4 separate regions of the Homo sapiens genome follow, and all the other regions are linked to region 4. The links are chromatin contacts, found by Hi-C or POLR2A ChIA-PET in ENCODE. All regions are on one chromosome and are shown on one strand. The core of a region is the stretch at or near the end of the contact, and the rest is flanking DNA. Distances in the headings are between cores, read along the strand shown.

Region 1 (2,814 bases), core at 244-2,743, 2.2 Mb before region 4:
TCAGCCTCCAGAGTAGCTGGGACTACAGGCGCTCGCCACCACGCCCGGCTAATTTTTTCTATTTTTTAAGTAGAGACAGGGTTTCACCGTGTTAGCCAGGATGGTCTCGATCTTCCGACCTCGTGATCCGCCCACCTCGGCCTCCCAAAGTGCTGGGATTACAGGCGTGAGCCACCGCGCCCGGCCTTCTTCATATCTTAAAGTTAGAGGTTAAGACTGTGGACAGACCCAAAGACATAGAGTTTTCTTCTCCTGTCTCCTGTGGCCCCAGAATTTTTTGTTCACTGTCTGATCTCTGGATGAAAGGTGGACAACAGGTGGCAAAGAGTGGTCTACCTGTGGTTATTTTATTTGTGCTGCCCTCTGCCCTTGCTATGGCCACTATCTATCGCACCCTCAGAACCGAAGATAGATGTTAGTAGAGAGAGGCTGTCTCCTCACCTCTGGCAGAAAAGGGATGTTCAGGGCCTCCACCCACCTGACATCAGAGCTGCACTTCAACGTGGTGGCTGTTGGCCATGTGTGGCTCCTGGGTGCCTGGAATGTGCCTGGTCTGAACTGCAATTTGCTAGAAAAGTAAAATACAGAGTTGGTTTCGAAGATTTAGTTCCAAAAATATATATAGTGCCTTAATAATTACATATTGCTGTGACCCCAGAAAATCTGAGACATCAGTTAATTTAGAAAGTTTATTTTGCCAAGGTTGAGAACACGCCTATGACATAGTTTCAGGAAGTCTTGAGGACACCTGCCCAAGGTGGTCAGGGAACATATTGGTTTTATACATTTTAGGGAGACATGAGACATCAATCAATATATGTAAGAAGTACATTGGTTCAGTCTGAAAAGGTGGGACAACTTGAAGCAAAGGCAGGAAGACACGAAGCTGGAGGGAGCTTCCAGGTCACAGATAGGTGGACTCAAATTCTTTTGAGTTTCTGATTGGCCTTTAGTTCCCAGCTTGAGTTTTCCTTAGTAATTTTGGGGGCCCAAGATATTTTCCTTTCACATTGCTCACATATTAAAATTATAATACTTTAAACATATTGGGTTAGTTACATTATTACAATCAATTCCACGTGTTTCATGTTTCTTTTTAAAGTTTGGCTACTGGAAAATTAAAAATTCACATGTGGCTCACATTTTATTTCAGAGGACTGCCTCCTTTTTAAAATCTCAGGCTGCCTGCTCAAAGGACCAGAAGCTAGGAAGGTGATAAAAGCTAAAATTTAAAAGTAATTGTTATTATATTCTTTTCATTTGTGACTAGCCATATAGTATATTTATAAATGCATATGACCTTACACACAAGGTTCAATGCAAACACCCTCTAGGGTGGGCCTGGCTCAGCTCGGAGGAAAGCCTGCCTGAAAAGGCTGCAGCTAGGCTGTCACGCTTCATTCTGCCCAGCAACTGATCACCCTCTGTCACTCAGGGCCTGAGAGGGCGGGTCTTAAACATTATCCAATCAGGCACGCAGCTGGAGCGACAGGACGGTTTCCGGAATATGGCGGGGCGTTTGGCTCTTGCTGCAGCCAGAGCTCCAGGTCTCGTCTTCATTTCTGTGTCCTTTGTTCTTAGAGGCCCAGCCTGTGTGGCCCTGTGACCCGCAGATATTGGGAGATACACAGCTAAGACTCCAGGACCCCCTGGAAGCCTAGAAATGGTGAGAGTGCCGAGTCTGACATCCCCAGAGAGGGGGAGGGGCTGGTCGGAACCGTGAGAAGTGGCCGTGGCGGACTTAGGTCTCCCGGCAGTCAGCTCCACAATCTGCGCCCGGAATTCTCCTTGCCCAGCTCGGCTTCAGTCCCCTTCAGCCATAAGATGGCGACTGTGCTGACAGCCGGGCCCCGGGCGTCCTGTCTTCCCTCCGCAGTGACTGTGCCTGACGTGTAGCCCTGTCTGGGGAGCTCTGCACGCGCAATTCCGCAGTCTCTCCCAGATTGTGCAAGAACCATGGGAGGGGCGTCAGGTGAGAATAGTGACTCGGGATGCGGGTTCATGAGCGGGAAGAGCTTTGGTCCGTGGGGTTCCCAGTTCCCATTCTCTCCTATTAAAAATCTATGGGAGTGGCCGGGCGCGGTGGCTTATGCCTGTAATCCCAGCAGTTTGCTGGGAGGCGGGCAGATCACTGAGGTCCGGCATTCGAGAACAGCCTGGCCAACATGGTGAAACCCCCTCTCTGCTAAAAATACAAAAATTAGCCGGATGTGGTGGCAGGCATCTGTAATCCCAGCTATGTGGGAGGCTGAGGCACGAGAATCGCTTAAACCCAGGAGACCAAGATTGTGCCATTGCACTCCAGGCTGGTTGACACAATGAGACTATCTCAAACAAAAAAAAAAAAAAAAAAGGGGAGTCACTGCAAAATATTAAAGAATTTAATTAAAGAGTGGTTCTAAAATTGTAAAGCACCCAGCTGTGGGATGTAGTTTGTGGTCCTTTGGAGGAGCTTGAAGGAAAGACTTTGCGCATGGTACAAAAACGCAAATTCAGTTATTGGTTAGGTAGGGTTACGTAGTTTCTTAATTTCCATCTTCAGCTTACAAAATTTCCTGGTTATGTAATCAGAGCTTAATTCCAGTTAATAGTTAACCCTGTATTTGTTTTCCCCAGTGTAGTAATTTACAAAAAAAAAAGCATTTGAGTTAGTTTTTTGTTTTTTTTTTTTTTTTTTTGAGATGGAGTTTCCCTCTTCTTGCCCAATCTGGACTGCAGTGGCGCGATCTCGGCTCACTGCACCTTCCGCCTCCGTGTTCAAGTAATTCTCCTGCCTCAGCCTCCTGAGTAGCTGGGATTATAGGCAGGCACCAC
Region 2 (2,789 bases), core at 122-2,621, 2.5 Mb before region 4:
CGGCCCCACTCAGTCTAGCCTAAATGGCTGACCATCTCAATTATGAACTAATAAGTTTTGGACGATTTGTTATGCTACAATAGCTAACTAATACATGCACCCCGTGCAGATAGGACACCAGGATTCTATGACAGGTTGATTACTAGTTACCTTCTAACAGTGGGCACCCTATAGGTACTGATTTTTTCCCCTGATTTAAAGTTGGGTGACTTGTAAGAGAATGTTGAGTAATGCAGAAATACACGTAGACATGTATGCATGTGATTGGTGCTTATACCCACACAGTCCCACACACCACAGGAGAAAACAGATAACTACGGCCTGACCATTAGGGCCAAGGCCAATAGCAAAATAAGTTTTGCCTTTAATCTGTTTTCTCCATATCTAAACATTTGAGGTCAAGAGTGTGGACAGATCTGAAGACACAGAGTTTTATTATCCTGTGGCCCCAACATTCTTTCTTCACTGTCTGATCTCTGGAAGAAAATGGGCAACAGGTGGCTATCAGTGGTCTCCTTGTGGTTATTTTGTTCTTGCTGCCCTCTGCTCTTTCTATGGCCACTATCTGTTCCACCCTCAGAACTGAAGGGAGATGTTGGTAGGGAGAGGCTTTTCCTTCACCTCTGGCAGAAAAGGTTTGCTGGGGCCCTTCACCTCCCGACATCAGAGCTGCACTTCAATGTGGAAGCTTTGGTCATGTGTGGCTCCTGAGTGCCTGGAATGTTCCTGGTCTGAACTGCGATGTGCTAGAAAGGTAAAATACAGAGTTAGTTTCAAAGATTTAGTTTCAAATATTTATATACTTTATTAATAATCACATATTTCTCACACATTAAAATGAAAATTTTTTGATATATTGGGTTAATTAAATTGTTACAATCAATTCAACCTGTTACTTTTTTTTTTTAAGTTTGGTTACTAGAAAATTTAAAATTTACATATGGCTCACATTTTATTTCAGAAAATTACCTCCGTTCTAAAATTTCAGACGGCCTGCTGAAAGACCAGAAGCCGGGAAGGTCATAAAATCCGAAATTTTAAAATAATTGTTATTATATTCTTTTCATTTGTGAATAGGCATACAGTATGTTATTTATAAATGCATGTGACTTTACACACAAGGTTAAATACAAATTCCCTCTGGGGTGGGCCTGGCTAAGCTCTGGGAGGAAGCCCTGCCTGAAAAGACGGCAGCCTAAGCTGTCACTCTTTCTTCACTCAGCCCAGCATCTGTTCGCATCTTCTGTCACTCAGGGCCTGAGAAGGTGGGGTTTTAAACGTTATCCAATCAGCGACGCTAGGCTGGGAACCGTCCAATCAGGCACGCAGCTGGAGCGGACAGGACGGCTTCCGGGATGTGGCGGGGCCTTTGTCTCTCGCCGCAGCCTGAGCTCCAGGTCTCCCCTTCGCTGCTCTGTGTCCTCTGCTCCTAGAGGCCCAACATCTGTGGCCCTGTGACCTGCAGGTATTGGGAGACCCACAGCTAAGACACCGGGACCCCCTGAAAGCCTAGAAATGGTGAGAGTGCCGGGTCGGACATCCCGAGAGAGGGGAAGGGCTGGTTGTAACCGGTGGGAAGTGGCTGTGGCGGGACTCAGGCCTCCCCGCAGTCAGCTCCACAGTCTGCGCCCCGAGTTCTCCTTGCCCAGCTCGGCCTCAGTCCCCTCCAGCCATAAGATGGCGGCTGTGCTGACAGTCGGGACCCCAGGCGTCCTGTCTCTTCACTGCACAGTGACTGTGCCCTGGCCTGGAGCCCTCTCTGGGCAGCTCTGCACCCGCAGCACCGCGTCTTTCCCAGATTGTGCAGGGACCACGGGAGGGTCTTCAGGGGACAGTTCTGACTCGGGGTGCGGGTTCATGAATGGGAAGAGCTTTGTTCCGTGGAGTTCCCAGTTCCTCTTGTCTTCTGTTAAAAATATATGGGAGTCACTATAAAAACATTAAATAATTTAATCAAAGAGTGATTCAAAAATTGTGGAGCACCCAGCTGTGGTTTGTAATTTGTGCTTCATGGGCGGGACTTGAAGAAAAGACTTTTATAAAAAGCATGATGAAGAAAACCAAATTCAGTAATTGGTTAGGTAGAGTTACATAGTTTCTTAATTTGTACAATAAAGGTGAAAATTTCCTGATTATGTAATCAGAGGTTAATTGGCAGTTTATAGTTGGTTAGGGCTGAGTTTTGTTTCTCTCAATGTAGTAATTTACTGAAAAATGTACGTCAGTTAGATTTTTTTAAAGTAGGAACCCAGGGACTAAAGACACCTCCGTCTAATTGCCTGCCTTTTAATTATTTTCACAGTCCATGGGGAGCTGATTTTCCGCTGCATTTTTCACCTGTGTCCCAAGCAGGGTCTTAAGTCTAACCCCCATTCCTCATTTCTCCAGCCTCCCTCTGGCTTGCAGTAAGATACTAAATTTCCAGTTCCTTCTGGTGTTTCCAAATGCCAGCTTTTCCTCCCTAATTCACGTTATCGCCTATTTGTCTTTTAGTGTACTTTTCTATACCGTATTTTAATTATTTTTTGACAAAGCATTAAATGACGCTTTTCAAAAAGTTTTTTAAAAGATTTTTTAAAAAAAATATCTGTAAATATTTCCCATGAGAAGAAAGCAAAGAATAATCCCCTGATACTGTATTGTTAAAACTCTCTGTGCCTTTTCTCCTTGTATCTTCTCTAGGCACAGAGATCTTGTCAGAATGTTTTTCGGTCAAGGTTTTCCTTTGGAAACTTTATGGGGTGATGTGTCCTCAGCCACCTTTTAGTTTTTTTCTGGTCGTGGGTTTC
Region 3 (2,718 bases), core at 117-2,616, 2.3 Mb before region 4:
ATACAGAGTTAGTTTCAAAGATACAGTTCCAAATATATATATACTTCATTAATCTTTACATATTGCTCACATATTACAATGATAATATTTTGGATATATTGGGTTAATTAAATTGTTACAATGAATTTCACCTGTTTCTTCTCCTTCTTTTTAAAATTTTTTTATTTTTGAGATGGAGTCTTGCTCTGTTTCCCAGACTGGAGTGCAATGGCGTGATCTTGGCTCACCTCAACCTCTGCCTCCTGGGTTTAAGTGATTCTCCTGCCTCAGCCTCTCTATTAGCTGGGATTACAGGCACCTGCCATCATACCCAGATAATTTTTGTATTTTTGTAGAGACGGGGTTTCACCATGTTGGCTAGGCTGGTCTTGCACTCCTGACCTCGGGTGATCCGCCTGCCTCGGCCTCCCCAAGTGCTGAGATAACAGGCATGGGACACTACACCCGGCTTTCTTTTCTTTCACTTTTATTTTCTTTCTTCTCTTCTCTTCACTTTTCTTTCTTCTTTTTCCTTCCTTCCTTTTCCTTCCTTCCCTCTTTCCTTCTCTCTCTCTCTCTTTCACTCTTTCTTTCTCTCTCTCTCTTTCTCTCTTCTTTTTTTTTCTTGAGATGGAGTTTCACTCTTGTTGACCAGGCTGGAGTGTGCAGTGGGGCGATCTCGGCTCACTGCAACCTCTGCCTCCCTCCACCTCCCGGGTTCAAGCGATTATTTTGCCTCAGCCTCCCGAGTAGCTGGGATAACAGGCGCCCACCACCACGCCTGGTTATTTTTTCTTATTTTTAGTAGGGACGGGGTTTCATCATGTTGGCCAGGCTGGTCTCAAACTCCTGACCTCAGGCGATCCACCCGCCTCGGCCTCCCAAAGTGCTGGGATTACAGGCGTGAGCCACTGCGCCCGGCCCTTCTTTATTTTTAAAGTCTGGCTACTAGAAAATTTAAAATTCACATGTGGCTCACATCTTATTTCATAAGATTGGCTCCTTTTAAAAATCTCAGGCTGCTAGTTCAAAGGACTAGGAGCCAGGAAGGTCATAAAAGCTGAAATTTTAAAATAATTATTTTTTTAAATTTGTGAATAGCCATATATTATTTATAAGTGCTTATGACCTTATACACAAGGTTAAGGGAAAATACCCTCTAAGGTGTGCCTGGCTCAGCTCAGGGAGGAAGCCCTGCCTGAAAAGGCTGCAGCCTAGGCTATCACTCTTTCTTCACTCCGCCCAGCATTTGGTCATATCTTCTGTCACTCAGGGCCTGAAGGGGCGGGCCCTTAAACCGTATCCAATCAGACACGCAGAACTGGGAACCGTCCAATTAGGCACACATTTGGAGCGGCGAGGACGGCTTCCGGGATGTGGCTGGGCCATTGTTTCTCTCTGCTGCCGGAGCTCCAGGTCTACCCTTCACTGCTCTGTGTCCTCAGCGTGTGTGGCTTCGTGACCTGAAGATACTGGGAAATCCATAGCTAAGATGCCAGGACCCCCTGAAAGCCTAGACATGGTGAGAGTGCTGGGTCCGACATCACGAGAGAGGGGAAGGAGTTGCTCGGAACCGGTGGGAAGTGGCTGTGGCGGGACTCAGGCCTCCCCGCAGTCAGCTCCACAATCTGCTCCCTGAGTTCTCCTTGCCCAGCTCGGCCTCAGTCTCCTTCAGCCGTAAGTTGGCGGCTGCGCCAACAGCCGGGGCCCCGGGCGTCCTGTCTCTTCCCTGCACTGTGACTGTGCCCTGCCTGGAGTCCTCTCTGGCAGTTCTGCACCCGCAGCGCCGCGTCTTTCTCAGATTGTGCGGGGACCACGGGAGGGTCATCAGGGGAGAATCCTGACTTGGGGTGCGGGTTCATGAATGGGAAGAGCTTTGGTCCGTGGGGTTCCCAGTTGCTATTTTCTCCTATTAAAAATTTATGGGCGTCACTGCAAAAATATTAAAGAATGTAATCAAAGAGTGGTTCTAGAATTGTAGAGCACCCAGCTATGGTTTGTAGTTTGTGGTCTGTGGGAGAGGCTTGAAGGAAAGTCTTTTATAAAATGCATGATGAAGAAACCAAATTTACTAATTGGTTAGGTACAGTTACATGGTTTCTTAATATGTGCGTTAAAGGTGAAAATTTCCTGGTTATGTAATCAGAGCTTAATTGGCAGTTTACAGTTGCTGAAGCCTGAATTTTGTTTCTCTGAATGTAGTAATTAAAAATAATGCACCTGAGTTAGATTTTTTTTTTAAAGTAAGAATTCAGGGACTAGAAATACCTCAGTCTAATTGCCTGCCACTTAATTATTTTCACACTCCACAGGGAACTGATTTTCTGCTGTATTTTTCACCTGTGTCCCAAGCAGAGTCTTGGAACCAATCCCCCATTTCTCCGGCCTCACTCTGGCTTGCAGTAAGATAATTTCCAGTTTCCTCTGACGTTCCTAAATGCCACCTTTTCCTCCCTAATTCACATTATCGCCTATTTGTCTTTTACTGTACTTTTTTATACCATATTTTAATTATTTTTTTGGCAAAGCATTAAATGGTTAAATGGTGCATTTAAAGAGATTTGTTATCTGTTTGTAAATATTTCCCATGAAAAGAAGGCAAATAATAATACCCTGACACTGCATTGTAGTAAATCTCTGTCTCTTTTGCTTTCATCTTGTCTAGGCACAGAGATGTTACCAGAATGTTTTTGGGTCGAAGTTCTCCTTTGGAAAATCTATGGGGTGATGTGTCCTCAG
Region 4 (2,895 bases), core at 141-2,640:
AGTCATAGTTAGTCTGGAGGAATGGGATGAGGGGTAGGCTTGAGACCCAGCTTGAGAGAACTGTGAAAAATGCAGGGGAAAATCAGTCTCCTGTGGAGTGTGAAAATAACTAAGTAGCAGGCAATTAGACGGAGGTTACTCTAGTCCCTGGGTTCCTATTTTTTAAAAACTCTAACTCAAATGCATTTTTTTGCAAATTACTGAATTGAGGGAAACAAAAATTTAGGCTTAACCAATCATAAACTGCCAATTAACCTCTGATTACATAACCAGGAAATGTCCACCTTAATTGTACAAGTCAAGTAACTATGAACTGTACCTAACCAATTATTTAATTTGGTTTTCTTCATCATGTACCTTTAAAAGTCTTTCCTTCAAGCTGCTCTCATAAAGTCACAAGCTCCAAACCACAGCTGAATGCTCCACAATTTTTGAATCACTCTTTGATTAAATTCTCCAATATTTTTGTGGTGATCCCCATAATTTATTTATTTATTTAACTTATTTATTTATATATTTTTTAAGACGGAGTTTCGGTCTTGTTAACCAGGCTGGAGTGCAATGGCGTCATCTCGGCTCACTGCAACCGCCACCTCCCGGGTTCAAGCGGTTCTCCTGCCTCAGCCTTCTGAGTATCTGGGATTACAGGCATGTGCCACCACGCCCGGCTAATTTTGTATTTTTAGTAGAAACGGGGTTTCACCATGTTGGTCAGGCTGGTCTTGAACTCCTGACCTCAGGTGATCCACCCACCTCGGTCTCCCAAAGTGCTGGTATTACTGACCTGAGCCACCGCGCCCGGCCCTCCCATAAAATTTTAATAGGAGAAAACAGGAACTGGGAACCCCACGGACCAAAACTCTTCCCATTAATGAACCCGCACCCTGAGTCAGGATTCTCCGGTGACGGCCCTCCTGTGGTCCCTGCACAATCTGAGAGAAATGCGGCGCTGCGGGTACAGAGCTGCCCAGAGAGGGCTACAGGCCAGGGCACAGTCACTAGGCAGAGAAGAGACGGGATGCCCCGGGGCTGGCTGTCAGCGCGCCGCCATCTTATGGCTGCAGGGGACTGAGCCGAGCTGGGGAAGGAGAACTCGGGGTGCAGATTGTGGAGCTGACTGCGGGGAGGCCTGAGTCCCGCCATAGCCATTTCCCACGGGTTCCAACCAGCCCCTTCCCCCTCTCGGGATGTCGCACCCGTAACTCTCACCATTTCTAGGCTTCCAGGGGGTCCTGGAGTCTTAGCTGTGGATCTCTCAATTTCTGCAGGTCACAGGCCCACAGAGGCTGGACCTCTAGGAGCAGAGGACACAGAGCAATGAAAGCGAGACCTGGAGCTCCGGCTGCAGCGAGAGACAAAGGCGCCGCCAAATCCCGGAAGCCATCTTGTCTGCTCCAGCTGCGTGCCTGATTGGACGGTTCCCAGCCCAGCGTGCCTGATTGGACAACGTTTAAGGTCCTGACCCTTCAGGCCCTGAGTGACAGAAGATGTGATCAGACACTGGGCTGAGTGAAGACTGATAGCCTGCGCTGCAGCCTTTTCAGCCGGGGCTTCCTCTTTTAGCTGAGCCAGGCCCATCCCATAGGGTATTTGTATTTAACCTTGTGTATAAGGTCATATACATTTATAAATGATATATGGCTACTCACAAAGAAAAATAATATAATAATAATTATTTTAGAATTTCAGACTTTATGACCTTCCTGGCTTCTGGTCCTTTGAGTAGGCAGCCTGAGAATTTTAAAAAGAGGCAATCCTCAAATAAAATGTGAGCCACATGTGAATTTTAAATTTTCTAGTAGTCAAACTTTAAAAAGAAAAAAACAAGTGGAATTGATTGTAACAATCTAACCCAATATATCCAAAGTACTATCATTTTAGTATGAGAGCAATATGAAATTATTGATGAAATACACATATATATGTATATATGTGTATACACACACACACACACACACACACACACACACACATATATGGAACTAAATCTTTGAAAATAACTCTATTTTACCTAACACATTGCAATTCAGACCAGCCACATTCCAGGCACCCAGTAGCCACACGTGGCCAATAGCTGCCACATTAAAATGCAGCTCTGATGTCAGGGGGGTGAAGAAGAGCCTGAACATCCCTTTTTTGCCAGAGGTGAGGGGACAGCCTCTCTCTACCAACATCTCTCTTCAATTCCAAGGAAAAAACAGTTAGTGACCATAGAAAGAACAGAGGACAGATAGAATAAAATAACCACAGGTCGACCTGTGGTTACCTCTGGTTATTTTATTAACTACTGCTGCCCACCTGTTGCTCACCTTAATTCCAAACATCAGACAGTGAACAAAGAATGATGAAGCCACAAAACAAGAAAACTCTGTATCTTCAGATCTGTCCACAGTCTTAACCTCCAATGTTTAGATATGGAGAAAATAGATTAAAGGCAAACTTATTTTGCTATTTGGCCTTGGCCCTAACGGTCAGCCTGTGGTTATCTGTTTTCTCCTGTGGTGTGGTGAACTGTGTGAGTATAAGCACCAATCACACGCAGACATGTCTACATGTATTTTTGCATTATTCAATATTCTCTTACAAGACATAAGACTTTAAGTCAAGAATAAAGGTAATGTGAGTCTTTTTTCTTGCATTGGCGCTACCCACAGGGTGCATCATGACATATTGCTAAGTTCTGCATTCAGGTTATGTGGCTCTCTTCTTTTACCCAGGCCCAGAATATTTTGCACAATAGAACATATTACTAGGCCCAACATATATAAAATGGGAGGCCCTTGCCTGAGCCTTTTTTACAGAGGGCCTTGTGACATATCTCTGCATCAATCACCTAAGAGATGCAACTGTCCATTTTTCCCTGCACTCTGCCCACAGGAAAAATTGTGACTTATC

Evidence for each region. Hi-C counts contacts between places; a loop is a spot of excess contacts on that map. ChIA-PET counts read pairs that join two places held with the same protein, here RNA polymerase II (POLR2A). Pooled maps may share reads with other maps.
Region 1: a loop to region 4 is called in a map of CD4-positive, alpha-beta T cell, with 5 times the contacts of the local background. The contact joins the promoter of ZNF429 here to the promoter of ZNF675 in region 4. A Hi-C loop is called at or near these places in 2 of 168 maps with a recorded cell type or tissue (CD4-positive, alpha-beta T cell and lower leg skin), 1 of 37 single-sample maps with no recorded cell type and 10 of 50 pooled maps. POLR2A ChIA-PET finds 5 or more read pairs at or near these places in 1 of 52 experiments (naive thymus-derived CD4-positive, alpha-beta T cell).
Region 2: a map of CD8-positive, alpha-beta T cell shows a loop between it and region 4 (8-fold over the local background). The contact joins the promoter of ZNF431 here to the promoter of ZNF675 in region 4. A Hi-C loop is called at or near these places in 2 of 168 maps with a recorded cell type or tissue (CD8-positive, alpha-beta T cell and naive thymus-derived CD4-positive, alpha-beta T cell) and 9 of 50 pooled maps. POLR2A ChIA-PET finds 5 or more read pairs at or near these places in 1 of 52 experiments (naive thymus-derived CD8-positive, alpha-beta T cell).
Region 3: a map of naive thymus-derived CD4-positive, alpha-beta T cell shows a loop between it and region 4 (20-fold over the local background). The contact joins the promoter of ZNF493 here to the promoter of ZNF675 in region 4. A Hi-C loop is called at or near these places in 1 of 168 maps with a recorded cell type or tissue (naive thymus-derived CD4-positive, alpha-beta T cell) and 7 of 50 pooled maps. POLR2A ChIA-PET finds 5 or more read pairs at or near these places in 1 of 52 experiments (naive thymus-derived CD4-positive, alpha-beta T cell).

Annotation. Positions count from the first base shown.
Region 1 is chr19:21,504,109-21,506,922 of GRCh38, forward strand. ZNF429 (zinc finger protein 429) reads left to right here and starts at 1,494. Exons shown (of 4, transcript NM_001001415.4): 1 at 1,494-1,666. The coding sequence starts at 1,664. RefSeq lists enhancers at 1,275-1,877, 1,493-1,812, 1,823-2,182, 1,878-2,479.
Region 2 is chr19:21,140,669-21,143,457 of GRCh38, forward strand. ZNF431 (zinc finger protein 431) reads left to right here and starts at 1,372. Exons shown (of 5, transcript NM_133473.4): 1 at 1,372-1,518. The coding sequence starts at 1,516. RefSeq lists enhancers at 1,398-1,877, 2,659-2,789.
Region 3 is chr19:21,395,767-21,398,484 of GRCh38, forward strand. It overlaps ZNF493 (zinc finger protein 493), which reads left to right and starts at 1,367. Exons shown (of 4, transcript NM_001076678.3): 1 at 1,367-1,501. The coding sequence starts at 1,472. RefSeq lists a silencer at 1,406-1,644.
Region 4 is chr19:23,685,822-23,688,716 of GRCh38, forward strand. ZNF675 (zinc finger protein 675) reads right to left here and starts at 1,391. Exons shown (of 4, transcript NM_138330.3): 1 at 1,210-1,391. The coding sequence starts at 1,212. RefSeq lists enhancers at 1-797, 929-1,318, 1,609-1,658.